Linked DNA regions of Homo sapiens: region 2 is linked to region 1. Evidence: read pairs that join two places in POLR2A ChIA-PET (ENCODE). Cell type or tissue: OCI-LY7. All regions are shown on one strand. Each heading gives the region's core, and the rest is flanking DNA. Links, peaks and the distances in the headings are about the cores only. Region 1 overlaps CYRIA (CYFIP related Rac1 interactor A). Region 2 has its middle 36 kb from the start of CYRIA.

Evidence for each region. Peaks named below come from ENCODE experiments on the same cell type or tissue, not always from the same donor. Only the 100,000 strongest peaks of a DNase experiment are listed, where the experiment ranks them.
Region 2: POLR2A ChIA-PET joins it to region 1 with 5 read pairs; 3 of 35 experiments call an interaction of 5 or more read pairs at or near these places.

What each region holds. Positions count from the first base shown.
Region 1 is chr2:16,620,250-16,630,712 of GRCh38, reverse strand. It overlaps CYRIA (CYFIP related Rac1 interactor A), which reads left to right. Exons shown (of 12, transcript NM_030797.4): 2 at 6,694-6,849. Among named protein-coding and RNA genes, the nearest start is that of CYRIA, 40 kb to the left of the region's middle. In OCI-LY7, for the core only: a CTCF peak has its summit at 5,421; DNase peaks (open chromatin) are centred at 2,262, 3,312, 4,752, 5,342 and 1 weaker place; H3K4me3 peaks cover 4,273 bases; H3K27ac peaks cover 5,000 bases.
Region 2 is chr2:16,696,365-16,706,827 of GRCh38, reverse strand. No RefSeq gene overlaps it. Among named protein-coding and RNA genes, the nearest start is that of CYRIA, 36 kb to the right of the region's middle. In OCI-LY7, for the core only: no CTCF peak of the experiment used is centred there; no DNase peak of the experiment used is centred there.

The sequences.
Region 1 (10,463 bases), core at 2,151-7,150:
CTCCCACTTCCTCACTCAAAGGAGACCTGGTGTAACTGACATTCTAAAATGCAGTCTCAAGGAGAAGGAACCCACCCCAGCGGTTGTGTTCAGGCAGTGCAATGTGAACTCATCGAAAAGCTTGGTGGAGTTTCCTGAATGCTGCAGCCAGTTTGGCAGGTGTTTTCCTGCCCTGAACATGGGTGCACTCACCTTAATGGCCATTCAGGTGTTACAAAGACCACAGAGAGATGTTAAACTACAGCCTTGGGAAATGGGACTAATGTGAGCCCAGGAGTAGAGATCTGGGCTCTTGTTCTGGTTCTGCTACCATTTGCCACTTGCAATTGCCTTCTCTGCCCCATGACTCATAAACACCACCTCTGAGGGTGGCCTGGGTCCTCTCCTTTGCTGTAGAGTACAGTGGTCAGGGCCCAGGTGGGGGTCCCTCAGATGTGAGTCCAAATGCGCACTTCGTTATCTACTCGCCATTAACCCAGAGCTCATCACTCAGCCTCTCTGAGTGACTGTCCAGCTCCTTATCTGTAAGATGTGGATAATAGGAGCACTGCCATTTCCAGCAAGAGTGGGGCGAGGGCTGGTAGAACATCCAGGTGATGTCTAGACCATGCCTGGCACACAGTCAATGCTCAGTGAATAAGGGTTGGTATCTTCTGCCCCATCACCATCATCACCGGCGTGTTGGCCTCTGACTGTCTAGGACTGCCTGAGCCACGGCCACTCCCAGTTAGTCACTATCTGGTCTCTGGGCTTCTTCCATGCTCGGCTTCCCACCATGGGAAGGCTGCATGCTGGGTGGCATCAGACAAATCCTTTCCTTTTCTAGGTCTTAAGCATCCCCCAGAATAACATTATAACATATAGTCATAATCACAGCTGTTGTGTGTTGAATGGTAACCCGTAAGAAGATAAGTGCATTCCCTAATTCCCACAACCTGTGCACATGGCCTAATTTGCAAAAAGGTCTATTTACCAAAAAATCATCACTTGCAGAAGCCCCTACACAAAACAGGTAAAAAATATCTCTATTCCTTTTATCACAGGATGAGGGCCCAGAGCCCTGCACGTCAGTGCCTCCAAGAGCCCTGCCAGTTTCTAGGGCTGCTAGGAGCTGGCAGGCTTCTCTGGGGCCTCTGAAAATCCCTGGCCTCGAGGTCCTATGATGCTCCATGATTAAACATACGCCAGAAACGGTCTCTTCAGAGAACAGACAAATGCCCTCTGCTTTCTCATTAGCTCTGCACTTTACCTGTATTGATGGGAGAGTTTGTTAAGAGTGATTTCCTGGCTTCAAAAGAACAGCAGATTCTTCCTTCCTCTTGTCAGAGATTCCTAAGAAGGCAGATTCTTAGGGAAAGAGTAAAACAAAAACGAGCTTTAAACACCACCTCCTTCCCCACTAGGCCCAGTCAGGGGAAAAGGGAGGATCTCTCACCAGGTTAGAGCTGCTCACTCCCACGCATGATGGGTGCCTGCTGGCAGCAGAAAAAGGCCAGGCCTTGTCTTAGAGATGCGCCTGTCCCCTGAGGACCCCAGGTCTGTGTCCTCCCAGTAGACTGCGGTTTCTCCAGCAGGTCCAGTAGTGGTGGCAGCTGTATTCCCGTGCTGGTTTCCCATCTGCTTGTCTCAGGCTGTCCTCAATGGGACAGCCACAGAGTCCTCACTCTTGAGGGACAGGCTGCTTATCAGAACAGCTGGGTATTAGGGTTCCGGGGCTTCCAGGGCACAAGGAACCCACCAGTCTTTTAAAATACACTGTTTGAATTAGTGACACCCTGCCTTCTCAAACCATAACATGACTGCTTTATAACCAAGTGGCATCAGCCTGTTTATCTATAAGGCCAACAAGCTCCGTGAATTCAGAAGACAGGCAGGTGAACACAGGGAGAGTGGATTATTTGGAAAGAGTATTTGTGTGGATTGGGAAGCAAGGCATTGCCCAGAAGGGTCCTCTACCAACACAACTGGACATAAAAATAACCAGCCTGTGGGAGTGTGGATTGTATTCGGGTGACTGCATGTTCTTACATGCCTAGGACAGTCCTGGTGTCTGCCTGTTGTCCCAGCAATATTATTAAAAGGGCCCCCTTTCACTCTCAGAGGTATCCTCGTTTGGATGATAAACCATTAAATCACCCCAACTGTATGACTGTGTATATAAAAGTGGTTAGCAGCACTTAGTGTGGATGTGTAGCGTAGGGAGTATGTGGAAGTAAACGCCTGTGCCCATGTGCTCTGACAGCCCAGAAGCTGGCTGTGGGTTAGCACAGCTGCACAGTTGTGGGTAAGTCACTTAACCATTTCACAGCACACACGGCTTTGAGGTGAGATCAGGGGCCTCACAGTCCGATAAATGGTGGTTCAGATCCTTTCTCATAGCCTGCTAGCTTTGACCTTTATAGAATTACTTAGCTTTCCTCAACTGCAAATTAAGAATAATCATATGGACCTCTCAGAGTTGGTATCATTTTTACATAATCTATATACACATCTAGAATATTTCCTGACAAATCATAACCTGCCAACAAATGGTGGCTGTTGTTGTTGTTATTATTCTAGGGCTGTGACTGTTTTTGGCTTTAGCTCTTCATTGTAGAAATGGTGAGAGATGACCCCTGTCTTTCCTGGCTTCCCAGGCATCATGAGGCTGAAACCCAGTGGCATCCCCGAAGCCTGGTGTCCCGGGCATGTGTGCACTGCTGGTGCTGGGGATGCAGAAAGGGAACCGCCTGCCTGCCCGCCCAGCTGCTCCATCTCTCTGGGACATAGGAATTGGCTTTCCAAGGCATCATCCCCTCCACCCATCTCAGGCCCTGCCTTCATCCCCTCCCTGGCCCAGCCATGCTGTATAAACACCAACACCAGGATGTCATTTACTGGTGTTGCCTGACATTGGTCGGCTGCTACCCAGAGGGCACTAGGTACCAAATTCCTAATTCTGCCTGCACAGCAGCTGTCAGTCTTTCCTGCCTGGAGAGTCTCCTATCTTCCTTCTCTCCTTTTGAAGGAAGGTGTCATCTGTTCCTAGTGTATTTGCTTTATTCTCTTTCTTTCCACTATTTGGCTTTGCAGAATTTGAGCCAGACTGCTTAAGTTCACACCTTGACTCTATCACTCAAAAGCTAAATCCCATGGACAAGTGACTTAATCATTTTGTGCCTCAGTTACCTCTTCTGTAAAAGGGGACAATAATAATGCCTACCTAGTTTGGTTGCCATGAGGTTTCAGGGAGTCACTACATGTACAGTGCTAAACAAAGCCCAACACACAGTAAGTACTTGATCAGTGTTAGCTATTTTTATTATCCAAACACCTGCCCCTTCTGGTTTCTCAGTGTTGCTCTGTGCTTCTGGCATTGAGGGACTCAGTCTAAGCTCTGCTGCTGGTGAACTGTGGGCACAAGCATGCCCCACCCTGGGCTTTGGGTCCCTTGATTGCCCACCCCGGAGGGTGGGGACACAGTCTTTGGGGCCCTTTCGGCCTCCCGTAGTGGATATTGCCTTCCCTTCAGTTGTTGTGCCTTGCTTTTCTATTTCCAGAGCCATTCAGAAGGGGAAGGCAGCAGCCGTTTGAAGCTCTTCCCTAGCCCTCCCCTGAATGGGGTGGGGTGGGACAGGACATGGGGAAAGGTCGCTAGACTGGAAGACAGGAGATGCCTATTTCGGGCCCTAGTTCTGTTTTGAGACTCTGGATAAGGCACCTCCTGTCTCTGATTTCGGCTTCTCCATTTATAAACTGGGGTGATTACCCCTCAGCTTTGTACCGCTCTCAAAATGAGCAAAGATGAAAAGATATGGAAAAGCATTTCACTGGCTGCCAGGTGCTACAGAAGGGCAAACTCCTGATTGTGTTGTGTGGTGTGAAGCCCCACCAGGCCAGGCACAGGGCATAGCACTGTGGAAGTAGCCTGGGCCGCCTGTGGCTGCTTGGATGGGAGCAAATGCATGCTGGTGTTGCTGGTGATATGTGAGGTTGTGCTGCCTGTGGAGATGCGAGATGAGAGTTTTCAGTTTCTTTCCCCCCTTGCTCTCTGTTCTCCCTAATGGACACTTGGCCCCGGGGTGACTCACACAGTAAACCATCAGCAATTGCTTCAGAAGGCTTGGAGTCCTCTCAAACATATGCTGACTTTTTGTTGTTCTATGTTTGGTTTGGAGTAGTGGGGCAGATCCCTGGGAGGCCATTAGCTGTGGGACCTGGAGTGAGCCCCTGCCCTTGGCGAGCCTTTGTGGTTGCATCTGTAAGGTGGGAGAAGGTGGGGTGAGGGTGAGAGCTGAGTGGGGGTCCGTGTTAACTGAATGCTAGTCCATGGATCAGAGCCAAGTTGGTGGCACTAAAACCCTCTCAGAAGATTTTTAACCGTACAAGTTTCCTGACCGCTGCTCTGGATTGGGTCTGTATTTTTTGTGAGCTTCTTAGATGCGTAGCCAGTACAGGGGGCCCGCTGGAGTAGGGGAACCAGTATGTGATGGCTTACGGGCTCTGCATTCTCTACCCCTTGGTGCCCATCAGGGGTCTATGAATAGTATTAGCATTAGTAGAAGTGGTATTCGGTTATTAAGTTATTATTAGGGTCATCTCTGTGTGTGGTTGTTCAAGTTACCAGGTGACTGTCATTCTTTACAATGTGCATTTGGAGTTGGGGAATTTCTGTAAGCCTCAGTAAGTAAATGGAGTCAACAAAATGGACAGGAAGACAAGCAGGAGGTGTCTTAGAATGATGATCAGGAGGAAACCCGGTGTTCCGCCTGACTGACCCTCTTGGTTTTGTGGTGGAAAATAGCAGCATTTGTGCTGAACCCAGCTGAGTGAATCCATCCCAGTCATGCACACTGAAAATGGGTTCAATTCTGAGGACATTTGAGAAAAAAAAAAAAAGCAGTGAGGATGGGATAGCTCTCCCTGATACCTGATCACTTTGAGAGCTTTTCTCTTGTTTCCAGATCCTTTTGTGACACGCCTGGCCCCTCAGCCACAGTCAAAAGGTGAGGAACAGGGCCTTACCCCAGAATCCTTCTTTGGAAATTCACCACCTTCCATGTCTACACCTGAGGTGTGGAAAACATCCCTGTGCCAGGCGGTGCTTGGTGGTGGGAAGTGGAATTTGTGGACCCCAACCCTGAGTTTGGAGGAAGTAAACGTCTTTGCCCTGCCCTGTTACCATCACAATCCGGTTTCCTAAAATGCAGGGCCCAGCTCCACTAACGTCCACTCAGAAATCACTTTCTCATCAAGCCAAGGACATTTCAGAGTTGCTGTGTTTTCTCTATCATTTCCTTCCCTCCTCCCCCACTTCACTTCCTGTTTTTTCTTCCTCTTTCTCCACCCCCACCCCATCTCTCCTGGCATGTCCCTTGTTGTCTGAGAACAGGAACAAAGCCTTGAGCCAGGGAGCGTTGATAATTGTGACTTCCTGAGGTGCCCTCTTGCTGCTGCCCCTGCTGCTGAGAGCCAGAACCAGCCCAGCCTCTGGGGGCCTGGGAGCCCCAGCTGGGAGCCTGGCAGGAAGTCTTGGACTTTAGACCCCTACTTCCCCCACAAGCCCACCACCATCCCCCACCCCCATCAGAAAGAGAATCTAATAAAAATAATCTTTCATGCCCTTACCACAGTTTCAGCTTTAAAGAACTGTCTCATGCATTTGAGCTGAAACATTGGAAAAAACAGACAACTCTAGTGTTTGCCCTAGTAACAAACTATATAGTTCAGTTTAGATAGCAAAAAGTAGATTTAGGAGACATGAGTTTATTTCTGCTTCTGCATTGTATCTCTTTTTGACTCTGTAGATCATCCTAGCTCTTGAAAGATTGGTTTCCTACCTCTTTGGAAAAATGGAATTAATGGTATCTCACTGGGATTTTTTGAGGACAAATTAATAAGAAAGTATATTTATACAATTCTCATGGTATGCCTGACAGATATTTGCTTAATAAGTGAAAGCTCCCCTCTATTTTCTATGATTTGGTTTTCTGCACAAAGGAGTGGCCATTCAAATGCACAGGAGCCAGGAAAAAAACCCTGCAATAAATGATACTCATGGAAAAAGAGTTCATGTCTGTTGCTGTGTTTCTCTGAAACGTGGACAGAAAGAGAGAGAGAGAGAGAGACCTGGGCCCACATATGCTTCTCACTGAAGAGCAGTGCTCACTCCCCACTGTGTCACTGTGTTCATGGGTCATGGTATTTTATAACAATATTTTTCTAATGAGAAACAGGGAGAACCATCCCAACCACATGCCTGAGGTGGGCTGTTTTACTAATTTAGCTCCCAGGGGTGAAACTACAAAAACAGCAATCTGGAAAAAGTGCCACCTCCCTTTTTCAAAATGTGTTAAACAAAAAATAAAAAATAAAAAGACTTCCCATTCAAGGTCAATGACCACTTGTTTGAGAAGTCAGCCTGACCATGTGGCTGCATTTAAAAAATATGTCAAAGGCCAGAGAGTCAGAGACATGTTCCAATGTGGATTCAACTCCCAAACTGCTGAGTCCCTGAGTGAGGCTGCTTTCTTCTGTGAGCCTCAATCCCCTAATTATAAAATGAAAGAATTAGACAAGACTATCTCTTAGATGTCCTTCAGGCCTGATAATCTGTGATCTTGTGACTCTCTGCTCTCCTTAAAAAATACATTGTGACTAGTGGAGAATAGGAAATTGCTTCTCACAGTAACATGACTTGCATTCCCTTTTTAGCAGGGTACCACCATCTTAAGGACAGAAAAGCTACAGGACTCTAGGAGGCCACCGTCCTGATTTGGGAAGTCCAACTTACTTTGGCCAGACAGCAGCTAAGCTGGTTCATCCCATCAGCCTGGATTGGTGAAACTGAATCACAGGAGATATTTCCAGGTAAGAAACAATTGACTTTCGTTATAACGTGTAGCACACTGATAACCATCATTATACTGCAGGAAGTATGTCGTATGCATGCTTATGTTATGAAAGACATGAAACTATTAAGGAAAAGGTTCAAGGCTCTGGGTTCTATAGCTGTATTCTGAGTGGGATCTGTGCTATCTTGAGGCTTTTGAGGGTTAAGGAATGAAAGAGGGTAGCTGAGAATTACATGCAGGGGAAGAACAGAGTCGAGCTGTAGATCTAGGTTCCTTTTTCCTTGCAGAATCATTTAGTGTTCCTTTCTGCCCATGCTAGCCAACTAGATTTAGACAGTAGGAGGAGAGGTCCTTTGGTAGCCAATCTGAGATGGAATTTAGATCCCATGTCAGAGAACGGACTTGCATCCCACCTGCTACAACATCTTTAGAAACAAATTCAGTTCATGAAGTTTCATCCAAGGGCGCTTACAGCAGACAGGCTGCAGCTAACCATTCTCATCACCCGCTTTCCTGACCACCAACGCAATGTCTCTGTCTGCTTATTGCTCGTCTCTCTCCCCTCCTCCCAGTCACTTATGGATCCTTTCCTTCTTATGTGCAAGGAATGTGGCCACATCTACTAGAATGTCTTCATTGGAGTTGCACCTGATGTAGGCTGACATTCCTCCTAGATGACTAAAGTTTGGTCAAGCGTTCAGCTGCCTGGATTGTGGTATATTAACACATCTCTCTTACGCAGGCCCAGTGTAAGGAATCATGGTCAGGAGTCATGAAAAAAATGCCAACACACTGAGATGGCCACACATCTTCACTCTTGCACTAGTTTTTGGTGTTATCTTCTGCTATCCTGTCTTGAAGCTCTTTTTCAGCTAGATACCTTGACTTTTCTGAAAAACTAAAACCAGAAGCATTTCACGAAGCTAAGCACAGGACAGAAGGTAAGACCAGGTGATATCTAAAGCTTGTTTTGCATTCCCAGGATTGTCTTATCCCAGACTTGTTTCTTATGCCAGACTCTTATTCTTTGGGGAACATGTTTATCTCATGCCTGCTTCCTTTCTTCCTCTTGTGGTTTCTTTCTCTAGAGTGGTTTCTGAGCTATAGCATAATTCAGAGGAAGGAGAACAGTTTTGCGACTTAGACACACATGACTTCAGATCTCAGCTGTGCTCTGTGTTGGCTCAGTGATTTTGCTTAAATCACCATTTTAAATCCCCAAGCTTCTGTTTCCCCACCTGTAAGGTAGGGATAGTACACTCCATGTTATAAGCTGGTGTTGAGGATTAAGTGAGATCACGCATGAGCATGGTTTCTTGTTACAGGAGACCTCAGCAAATACCAGCTCCTTTCCCTACCTACCCTTTTTTAGAGCTACTTGAATATAGCTTTGATCCCATATCTGGATTTCATTTGAGCCTTGTGCCTAAAATCTAGGACAGGCCTTGTCCACAAATACTGTTAAGCCCCAACGATTTAAAAAGGAGAGAAACTGTTAACAGCCTTTTTATTTCAGAGCTCTTCATCCATAGAAGCCTTTTCTCACCCGGACTTTAGCCAGATTGCCTCTCCAGCCTGGCCATTGGAAGGTTTTCTCTGCCATACCCAAAGTTAGAACTACTACTTTCCTAGCCCTTTGTCCCATGAGGTATTAGCTGAAAACTAATTCCCTCCCGGTGGCTTTTTCCCTTCAGACTAGCCTACATCCAAGACCAAGAGTAAGGGTCAATTGATTTGGGGCCGGTATCCTGGCCTGGCACTCAGCAAGACAGTCAGGGTCCAAGCACATGCTCATTCAGGGCTTTCTTCCTTGCCTGTTAGCTTTTCTAAGGCAGTCATTCACCCAGTCATCCATTCAGTCAGTAGATGTTCATGGAACATGAACCATGCAGTGGGTGGCTCGCACTATCTTGGTGCTAGGGATACAGGACAGAACAAAACCAAGTTCCTGTTCTCAAGGAGCTTGCATTCAAGTAGGATCAAGGGATCATCAACAAGTAGCAAACATGTATGTATTACATCTGGTAGTATTAGGTGCTATGAAAAAAATAAAGCAGAAAAAAATAAAGCTAAGTCAGAGAGCTAGAGAGTTGAGGGAAATGGACATTACTGTTTTATATACAGTGCCAGGGAACACCTCTGGATAAGGCATTATTTGGGCAGCATCTGGAGAAAGTGAGGGAGCAAGGCTAGAAGGAAGAGCCAGAACTAAATCTCTGATCGGGGAATGCACTTGGGCTTTACCCAGTCTCGAGTGACCAGTAGGATTGGAGCAGAAGGAATGAGGAGCCTGTGGAATGAAGCGAGGGCAGAAAGGACTTGGGTGTTTATGTTCTGGCTGGCTTTTCTGGAGATTCTTCTACCCTTCCTTTCTCTTCCCCAGAGCTCTTTCCCAATGCAGTGTTAGTCATTCATTCAAAAATCTTTACTGGGCCCTAGCTACTGGGACTCTGTAGATTAATGAGTCTGGGCCCCATTCTTAGGACTCCATGGCCTGGTGCTATCAAGGTTTCTTGGGGAAGTTGCATCGATAAAGTAGGTTGATGTAAACAGTTGTCTTAATTTGATCATCATAGAGTCAATTTGCTAGAGTAGGAATTTTCCACTGGAACCTCCCACAGGTCACTTTTACCTGTTCTCTTGGAATTTACTTACATGATAGACTATTGGTCTTTCTCGCCTTCAGGGTAGAAGGAGGATCATTCATTCAGCAGATATATGAGTGCCTCTTCTATGTGAGTGCTGTACCAGGCACTGGGTATAAATGAGGACTAGGTCAGCCCCTGCAGTTGAGTTGCTTCTGGTTTTACCAGGAGACGCACTAATGGCTAGACAACACACTTTGATCAGTGTTGCATTAGGAATGGGTGCTTGGGGAGCTCAGAGGAGGAGTCCCTGACCCAGATTGAGGGGTGGAACCATGGAAGCTTCTTGGGAGCAGGTTGTCTGCACTCAGTCCTGGAGATGAGATGTAGCCAGGCAGGAACCAAGCAAGGAGGTTAAGATGCTTCAGGGAAGGGTGTTAGGAATTTCCAGGCCGGGAGATGGAGACACATAGGCAAGGACTGTGCCTCGGGGAATCCTGTGCACCTTCACCTCCCTCCTGAGACTGTGGAATGTGGAGAGGTGAGTCTGAGAGACCAAGGGACTCACTTAGAGAGGGAGGTGAGGGTATGAATCAGGGATTTTTCAGACCAAGCTAAGTGGTTTGAGTCTGTTTTGAGGACAGCTTAGAACTGCTCACAGTTTTTAAGCAAAAATGGATGAGTTATTAGGATTGGAGTTTTAAGAGGCAAAGAGCCTAATTTTATTTGAAACCCTGGTTCCTTAAAATGCTTATTTTATACCTCTTTCATATATTATTATAAGATTATAGTTTCCTTGGCTGTAAAATAAGTTCACACAGATCAACTGAATGAGATGGCTGTGGGTAGCAGATGCATACAATGTCCCTTCCCACCATTGATGCTGCAGTGAATGCTAAACTTGTCATTTCATGCCCAGTCTTAGTACACAGATAGCTGTGAAATGGTTAGAACATAAGTTTTGTTTCTCTTAGAACTGGCTGGCAAAAACTTAAACTATTCTAGTAGAAATGATGGGATTTAGGTCTTGTTACATTTTCTTCCC
Region 2 (10,463 bases), core at 1,880-6,879, 76 kb before region 1:
CTGAAAATTGTCTCATCTGTCACCTAGAAGTCAGCATTTACTCTTTGAACTTGCTGGACTTTCCTAGGAATATGGAATATTTTGTCCTATGGGAATAAAATATTGAGACCTTAAGTAGCATTTGCAGGTGACCTGGAAAACCCTGAATCCACATCCCTAGAGCACAATCAATGCCAGCTCAAGTGATACGGTTTGGTTCTGTGTCCCCACCCAAATCCCATGTTGAATTGAAATCCCCAGTGTTGGGGGAGGGACCTAATGGGAGGTGATTGGATCATGGAAGTGATTTCTAATGATTTAGAACCATCTCCCTAGTGCTATCTCCTAATAGAGTTCTCACAAGATCTGATGGTTTAAAAGTGTGTGGCACTTTCTTCCCCTTCACCTTCCCTCCATGACTGTAAGTTTCCTGAGGCCTCCCAGCTATGCTTCCTGTACAACTTGCAGAAATATGAGTCAATTAAATCTCTTTTCTTCATAAATTACGCAGTCTCAGGTAGTTCTTGCAGCAGTGTGAGAAAAAACCAATACACTAAGGTGGCTGTTATTATTAATCTGGTCTCATTGCAAGGCAAAGGAGTCATAATTAGGATTTGCTTTTCTTTCTCTGGTGAAAAGAAGAGGTAACTGACTGACACACAAAGAAAGAAGTCAACAAAGCATCTTCCCAGTAGCTGTTTTCCTAGTCACGCATCCAATGTGTGATCTAAATGCTCAAGAAGGCACGCTCCTTTCTTTCCTTTCAGAACAACCACATTTAAACTTTGATCCTCTGGGACCTGTAGAACTTTCCCCTCACTGGTCCTCAGTTTCTCCGTCTATACAGAGAGATTGATAAATGAGTTGATCTCTAAGGTCTTATCCAATTTGCAGAGCCCGTGATGACCAACTGAAGCATTTAGAGACAGGCTTAGCCTTGAGTATAGTGAGACAGAAGTCCCAGTTAGATCGGAAAGCTCTAACTTTATTACAGATGCCAATTCCTTTAATACTGCAGGACTGCCGTGCATGAGTACATGAATGCATACACACATACACACACAAGAAAGAAAAAAGACTGGTTTACTTATTGATTTTGGTTTATCCACATTAAAAGCCAATACTTTATACTCCAGACAACTCTTTCTGGGTTGTAGGCCGTCTGGATAGCTCCCCAGATGCTGATCAGACCCACCAATTATCAGGAAGACAGGCCCCCACCCCTAAATAATGGAGGAAGCATGTGAGTATTCCATAGAGAACAAAGATTTGGGGCCCAGGATATTCTAACCAGAGCAGGTGCAAAATGCATTTCAGAAGGAGAAGCTAAGTGAAGAAAAGCTCCTTTCATTCCTTCAACTTAGGAAACTTTTCTTGGGGCATTGATTTTAGACATCCACAACTAAACAAAGTCACCATTAATTTTTACTTCAAAGGCCTTTTCTATGAGCTCTAGTGGGACAAGTGGATTAGGAAGGCATTTGTGGTTGTGAATTTGCTGTTATTTCTTTTAATGTGGTGCATCTGACGTGCTAAATGCACTAAGTACCTAATAAACTGTAAACTGAATCGTGAACAATTTCATTATCTTGTTCAGGGACACAGATATCCATTAGTTAATTCACCTATTTGCAAAATAAACAAAGGACGTTTTACAAATGAGAGAAGCATATTGTTTTTAAATTGTATTTATTAATTCATACTCCAGACATCAGGCAAGATGATAGGCTGAGAATTAGCTCCATCTCGCTTCCACACTTCTCCCAATAAGAGAAAAAAAAGACAAGTGAACTCAAATTTTTACAGCTGTGAGTGAAAGTTTAAGCCAAGAAAAATTCCTGTGAGTACTTATATCGAATACATGGTTCAGGAGCTGAGGTTTAAATATCTGTGGGAGAAATGAAAAAAATATGGCCACGTATTCCGAGGCAGTCTGAAGTGGCCTCACTGCACAAAGCCCAGCATAACAGAAGCTACGCTACCTGTGTACTGAGGCTAGAAATGTTCCACCTGTTGGACAAGGAGCAGGATGGCTTAACCAAGGAGGAGACAGAGGCAGAGATTAAACCTCTAAAACTGTAAAGAACACTACCATGTAGCTCTTATGAATACTTTTCAGAAGATGTAAAAATTCCTGATTGGGAAACTATTGTCAGAAAGGACCTGGTCCTGATTAATCTCATGGATCTCCAGATGACTGCTTCTACAAATCATTCTACACTCAGGATTCCCACAAAAACGAACTCCACTGGATATTAGAAACCACAGAAAAAAACTGCCATGTGGTATCATCAGCAATGGCAAAAGACATGGGAATTTGTACCCAAAGAAGATACTTTAATTAGGAATATTTAAAGTGTTTCAAAAAGCAAATTAAGAAAGGAAAGGTACAATGTAAGAATATAATAGAATAAAAACATAATAGGCAAATCTAAAAATAAAAATAAAGGGGCTAAAACTGAGGGGCAGGGAATTCAGCATCTTGGCTTAACAATTGATTAACCAATACAAAAATCAAAAGAACCATCCAGAATGCAGGAGAGCTGTGCAAAATGGAAAATAGAATCCAAGAGATATGAGGCTTAAGACATAAATTCCAACACAATCAGATAGGTGTTCAAAGGGACTTGCCTTGTGTTTCCTAACTTGAATGAGCTGTGACCAGCTTTGGTTTCAAGACTGTAATAGTCTTATCAAAAGTGCCGGTCAGTTTCCCTCTTTTCCTAGTCTCTGTAATATTTTCTATTATTTAATAGTTATTGTTCCTTGGTAGGAGGTAAAATAGGCCTGGGGAATGTGTGGAGTGGGGTTGTTGGTGACTGAACATTTTAACTATAAAGTTATTCGATGGTAACATTTGAGGATTTTTATTTCTTCTTGAGTCAATTTTCATGTTTATAATTTGCTTTAAAATGTATACAGTTCAGTCATTGGCATTAAACTGACTAACTCATTTTTGAATGTACATTTGATAAAATCAAATACTCATTTATATTTTTAAAAAATCTTAGTAATCTAGAATCTGAAATAGATAACCTTAACCTGTTAAAGGTATTCTACTAAAATATGTCAGTAAGTGTCACATTCAATGTAAAAAACAGAACAATTTCCCAAGAGAGTGAAAATGAGATCGAGATGCCTACTGTCACTATTTATTTAATATTGTATTGGAGGTCCTAGGCAATACATTTAGACAAAAAAAATAAATAAATAACTGATAAAAGTTTTAATAAAAATAAATTTTTTATTATTTGCAATTTACATGATTTTTGTAGATGAAAAAACTCAGGCTCTACCAATAAGCTATAGAAGTAGTAAATGATTTTAGTGAGGTCTCTGAGTAGATCAATATACAAAAACTGTATTTTCATATATGAACAATAAAAATTTGTTAATGAAATTTAAAAATGTATTCCATTAGAATAGCATGAAAAATATCAAACACATAAGTATATAAGAGGTATATAAGGATTATATACAGAAAGCTGTGAAACATTATAGAGATAAACAAAAGAAGATATATAAATAAGGGGATATACCATATCATTGATTGGAAGGCCCAACATTATAAAGATATCAATTCTCCCCATATCCATTGAAAGATTCATTGCAATCAAAATCATGATAGGAGAGATTATTTTTGATTCTTTATTTTGTATTGTTCTTCAGAGAAAATTGACAAGCTAATATTAACATTAAAATGGAACTGCAAAAGAGAAAAAGTTATGGTAATTTTGAAGAATAAACAAAATTGGAGAAATGGTATAACCAGACAGAAAGAATTATTAGAAAGCTACAGTATGTAGCTACAGTGCTGCAGCACTGGCTTTAGGATAGACAAAGAACCTAGTGGAGCCAATTGAGATTCAGAAATAGACTCTCATATATATGAGAATTTATTTATAATAAAGTGGCTCTGCATAGCCATAGGGAAAAGGCAGCCTTTTCAATAAATGGTTCTAGGTCAAATGGAATTTTATGTTAGAAAATGTGAATATTGACACCTACTTCACATTATGTACATCACGTACAAACATTAATTTCAGTTAAATTGCTTAACTCAACTTGAAAGTTAAAACAACACAGTTCCTAAATGATAACATACATTCAATAATACATATACTAAAGGATGTTATTCAGCTAAATGACTGTCAGAATAAAAGCAACAGTGAGTTAAGAAGATAAAATATTTTCATAAAGACTAAATTTTATTGAGTATAAATATTAAAACATAAATGTTAAAAGTATATGAGATTTGATATTAACTCATTTTAATAACTCATATGTTAAAGAGAAAATAAAAATGGAAAGAATATTTTTAAATGAACAGAATATATCACTACAGCTTAAAATTGTGAGATGTAATTAAAATAGTATTTTAAAATACAAGGCCAAATGCATAAGGTAAAAAATTTTAAAAAACTGACAACAAATGAGCTACTAATGAAGAAAAGTGAAATAACAACTCAGGAAAGTCAAAGTAAACAATAATTTTCAATAAACAAACAAAACAGTAATATAAAGCAAGAACCCAAGTATTAGTAACAGTTATTCTTTCCAAAGCCTAATAAAATATAAAAAAACTCACCAGGAATAAAAAATTAAATGCTGAACATATTACCAAAAACTAGAATGTGCTGTAGATACTGTAAGAGAATAGGAATAACTATGTACCAGTAAGTTTGAACTTAAATAAAATAGAAAACCTTTTAGAAACATATGTGATAAAAACAAACTCACTAAGAATACGGTCAAGGCCATTGTGCATTTTTAAATGCACTATTAATTTTGGTTTGCTGGTATTATATCTGAGAATTTTATATCTGTAACTTAAAAGTGAGAGACATCTATGATTTATTGTTTGGGTATTATCTCTAACAATTTTCTTTTCCTTAAAATCAGGATTATAATAGTTTTATAAATTAATTTAGAGACTTTCCATATTCATCTATGCTTCAGAGCAGTTTATCAATTGAGTGTTTTTAAAGTTTGAAATAAATCACTTGTAAAACCAATTTGTCCTAGAGCTTTTATTAAAGATATATGTAATAAATCTTTAATATCTATCATGTTTATTGTTCTATATAGATTTTCTGTTTCTTGATTCAATTTTGTATATTTATATTTTTAAGAAAAATAACATTGATATATCATAAGAAAGTAAAAAATTATTTTATTATAATTTTTAATCTCATCTATATCTATTATTGCACCCTCATTTATAGTTGTATTTTTGCTTGTGTTCTCTCTTTAATTGGATCATCATCTATTTATCTATTTTACTGATTTTTAAAAATTATCTCTTGGTTTTATTCATCAAATCTTCTTGGTTTTGTTCTTCAATTCTCAGTATCCTGTTTTGTGTTTACTATTTTATTTTCTTTATGTAAATCTGTCCTCTTCTTTTTCTAATATCTTTATTTGAATTCTTATTTTATTTAATTTTCTTTTAATAGCTACTTTTATAAATTTGTATCATTATATTTTGGGAAAGGTTATTTTGAATTGTGCTTGTCATAAAATAATGACTTTCCATAATTAAAATGTATGGGAAATCTTGCTTTAAAAATTCATACATTGAATCAATCAAATCAGAAACTTGGGAATAATCAATCTTCCACCTCTCCAGCTTTCCCCCGTTTTACACCAGCCCACATTGGCCTTGAATTTTTTAGTCTATTTTTCAAAATTCTATTAGTTCTGTCCTTTTTCTGTTTCCATTCCTGCTGCCACTATTGTAAAGTTATCTGTCATTTCCACCCAGATTGCTGCAATAATCATTAATCTTCCTGTCAACTGCTGCTTTTTAAATATTTATTGTCCACAATGCCGTTAACAATTTACAACTAAGTCCACAGTTTGCTGTCCACTGAATTTTGTCCCCTTAAAATTCGTATGTTGAAACCCTAACCACCAATATGACTCTATATTGGAACAAGGCTTTTTGGATGTAATTAGGTTACATGAGGTCAGAAGAGTGGGTCCCTGATCTGATAGGATCGGTGTCCTCGTAACAGACACCAGAGAGCTCGCTTTCTCTCCACCGTGTGAGGGTGCAGAGAAAACTTCGCCATCTGCAAGCCAGGAAGAGAGTCTTCACCAGGAACCGACAGTGGTGGCACTCTGATATTGGACTTCCTCCTTTCGGAAGGATGAGAAAATACATTTCTGCTGTTAAGTCACCCAATCTGTAGTATTTAGTTGTGGCAGCCCAAGCACATTAATACACATTGGTCATGATACTTCCTCATTTAAAATGTTAATGACTTTGTAACGCTTTAAATTCAATTTTCTAATCATGGCTCATAAAGACTTCCATGATTTGTTCTTACATCTCCCTGTCTCCTCTCCCCATTAATCACCCCAGATCATCAGTTGTGCCAGGATGGGAAAGCACCGCCATCCACAGAGCATTCAGTTTCCACCCGCTTCTACACAAACCTTTCCCAGCCCTGCCCCACCAAATTCTCTCTCACAAGTGAAATGGATGGACCTTTTCAACTATTTTACTCCCTTTGCCTAACACTGTGCCTGACATATAATAGAGATTCTATTACAATCGGTGGAATTGAGTAAAAATGAATAAAAATTATTAGCTATTTTCTTAATTACATTACATGATATATTTTAAAGACCACACACTTTGCTTTTGTTTATTTTAACAGATTAAATCACCCAATTTCCAATTCCATGTCCTAATTCAGGCAAGAATATCCAAAGGCCCCAGAAGAGAAGAGACAGGAAGATGCTGATGAAATAAAGTTCCAGGCCTGGGACTACTCTGTACACGAGTCTGATTACCAGCTAGTATAGAAATCTCCATGATTTACTGACGATGGCAGGTGGCCATCAGGAGATTCCAGGAGATTTTCCAGAAGAAAAAACTCACATGTGAGCCTTTGCTGTACTTGACCCAGCATCCACCAGTAACAGAAATGTGGGTAGTTGCTGAAATGAACGCTTTTGTCTCTGTTTATAGAAAAGGGAGGCTGGGGGCGGTGGCTCACGCCTGTAATCCCAGCACTTTGGGAGGGCAAGGCGGGCGGATCACGAGGTCAGGAGTTCCAGACCAGTCTGACCAACATAGTGAAACCCCATCTCTAAAAATACAAAAAAATTAGCCGGGTGTGGTGGTGTGCGCCTGTAATCCCAGCTATTCGGGAGGCTGAGGCAGCAGAATCGCGTGAACCCGGGAGGCGGAGGTTGCAGTGAGCCGAGATCAAGCCGTTGCACTCCAGCCTGGGTGACAGTGCAAGACTTCGTATCAAAAAAAAAGAAAAGGAAAATAATGCCTCAAAGTTGTCAATTGGACACATTGAAAGAACAAATGACACCCAGTGAAGCAAGGATTTAAGAAGATAAAATCAAAACAGTTTTCCTTACAGCAGACACTGCTGGTGCTCCCCCCATATCTCCTCAGGTCCCTTGTACTGTTTCTGTGCTGATCACACTGTAATAAAACAGGAAATTACTAGCAAAAAGTTAACAAACTTAAAAAAATTAAAACATTGCTCTGTTAAATGAGAAAATTAAAATTAACATCACGCATTATCAATGAATTAACTCAAAAGCACAACATTAAAAAAGATGTTATTTACATATCTAAAGGAACTCCATAATGTTTTTTAAACATTTTTATTTCAATAGCTTTTGGGGTACAAGTGGTTTTTTGTTACATGGATGAATTACATGGTGGTGAAGTCTGAGATTTTGGTGCACTCATCACCCAAGTAATGTACATTGTGCTCAATTGGTAGGTTTTTTTTTATCCCTAGCCCTCCTCCTACCCTCCCACTTCTGAGTCTTTAAAGTTTATTATACCACCCTGAATCCCTTTGCATATTCATAGCTTAGTTCTCACTTATAAGTGCAAATATGCAGTTTTTGATTTTCCACTCCTACGTTACTTTACTTAGAATAATGGCCTCCGGCTTTATCCAAGTTGCTACAAAAGACATTATTTTATTCCTTTTATGTGGCTGAGTAGTATTCCATTATATATATATATATAACAAAATTATATAATTGATACATGTAATTGATATATGTAAAATTGATATATATATATATATATATATATATATATATATATATATATATCACATTTTCTTTACTCATTATTTGATGGACACTTAGGTTGGTTCCATATCTTTGCAATTGCGAATTGTGCTGCTACAAACATAAATGTGCAATGTCCTTTTCATATAATGACTTCTTTTTCTTTGGGTAGATACCCAGTAGTGAAATTGCTGTATCGAATGGCAGAACTACTTTTAGCTCTTTAAAGAATCCCCATACTGTTTTCCATAGAGGTTGTACTAGTTTACATTCCTAACAGCAGTGTATAGTATAGGTGTTCCCTTCTCCCTGTATCCATGCCAACATCTATTGTTTTTTAACTTTTGAATAATGGCAATTCTTGCAGGACTAAGGTGATATCTCATTGTGGTTTTTATTTGCATTCCCCCGATGATTAGTGATATTGAGCATTTTTTCATCTGTTATTTTGCCATTTGCATATCTTCTTTTGAGAAATGTCTGTTTATGTCTTTTCCCTACTTTTTGATGGGATTATTTGTTTTTTTCTTGTTCATTTGTTTGAGAACTCCATAATCTTAAAGGTTTTTCATTACTAAATAAGAAAGACTGATAATAAATTAAATAATAATTAAGCTCAATAAGTTAACTGAAGGAAAACAAAAACTTATAATAGATCCATAAAGGTAAAACCATCATATATTGTGAATTAGAAAGCAAAGCAAATCCAGCAGCACATCAAAAAGATAATTCATCATTATCAGGCAAGTTTCACCCCAGGAATGCAAGGATGTTTCAACATATACAAGTCAATAAATGTGATTCACCACATAAACAGAATTAAAAACAAAAACCATATGATCATCTCAGTAGACACAGAAGAAGCATTCAGTAAAATCCCTTTATGTTAAAAACCCTCAACAGGCTAGGCATAGAAGGAACATACCTCAAAATGATAAAAGCCATATATGACAAACCCACAGCCAACATCATCACAGTGAATGGGGAAAAGTTGAAAGCATTCCTCCTAAGAACTGGAACAAGGCAAGGATGCCTACTTTTGTCACTTGTATTCAACATAGTACTGGAAGTGCTAGCCAGAACAATCAGGAAAGAGAAAGAAATAAAGGGCATACACACTGGAAAACAGAATGTCAAACTATCTGTTTGCTGATGATATGATTGCATACCTAGAAAACCCTAAAGACTCCAAAACACTATTAAATTGATACATGAATTTAATAAAGTCTCAGGTTACAAAGTCAATGTACACAAATCAGTAGCACTGCTATACACCAACAGTGCTCAAGCTCAGAATCAAAACAAAAAGTCGGTCCCTTTTACAATAGCTGCAAAAAAAAAAATCCTCAGAATATACTTGATGAAGGAGGTGAAAGATCTCTACAAGAACTACAAAACACTGCTGAAAGACATCATAGATGACACAAACAAGTGGAAATACATCCCATACTCATGAATTTGAAGAATCGATATTGCGAAAATGACCATATTCCCCAAAGCAATCTATAGATTCAAAGTAATTCCTATCAAAATACCAACATCATTTTTCACACAGAAAAAAATGTCTAAAATTCATATTGAACCAAAAAAGAGTCCAAATAGCCAAAGCAATCCTAAGTGAAAAGGTTAAATCTAGAGGCATGACATTACTTGACTTCAAATTATACTACAAGACTATAGTAACCAAAACAGCATGGTACTTGTATTAGTCTGTTTTCATGATGCTAACAAATACATACCCAAGACTGAGTAATTTATAAAGGAAAGAGATTTAATGAACTCACAGTTCCATATGGCTGGGGAGTCCTCGCAATCATTGGCAGAAGGTGAAGGAAGAGCAAAGTCACATCTTACATGGTGGCAGGCAAGAGAGCTAGCACAGGGGAACTCCCATTTATAAAACCATCAGACCTCGTGAGACTTATTCACTACCAAGAGAACAGTATGGGGGAACAACATCCATGATTCAATTATCTCCACTTGCCCCTGCCCTTGACATCTGGGGATTACTACAATTCAAGGTGGGATTTAGGTGGGGACACAGCCAAACCATATCAGTACTGGGATAAAAGTAGATACATGGATCAATGGAACAGAATATAGAATCTAGAAATAACGCATCTAGAAATAATGTATTCTAATCTAGAAATAGAGATTCTAAAAATAAAGCCCAACCAACTGATCTTTGACAAAGCATACAAAAACATAAATTGGGGTAAAGGATACCATTTATTCAATAAATGGTGTTGGGAAAACTGAATAGCCACATGTAGAACAATGAAACTAGATCTCTATTTTTCACAACGTACAAAAATCAACTCAAGATGGATTAAAGACTTAAATCTAAGAACTGAAACCACAAAAATTCTAGAAGAAAACCTAGGAAAAACTCTTCTCGACACTGGAAGAGCAAATAATTTATAACT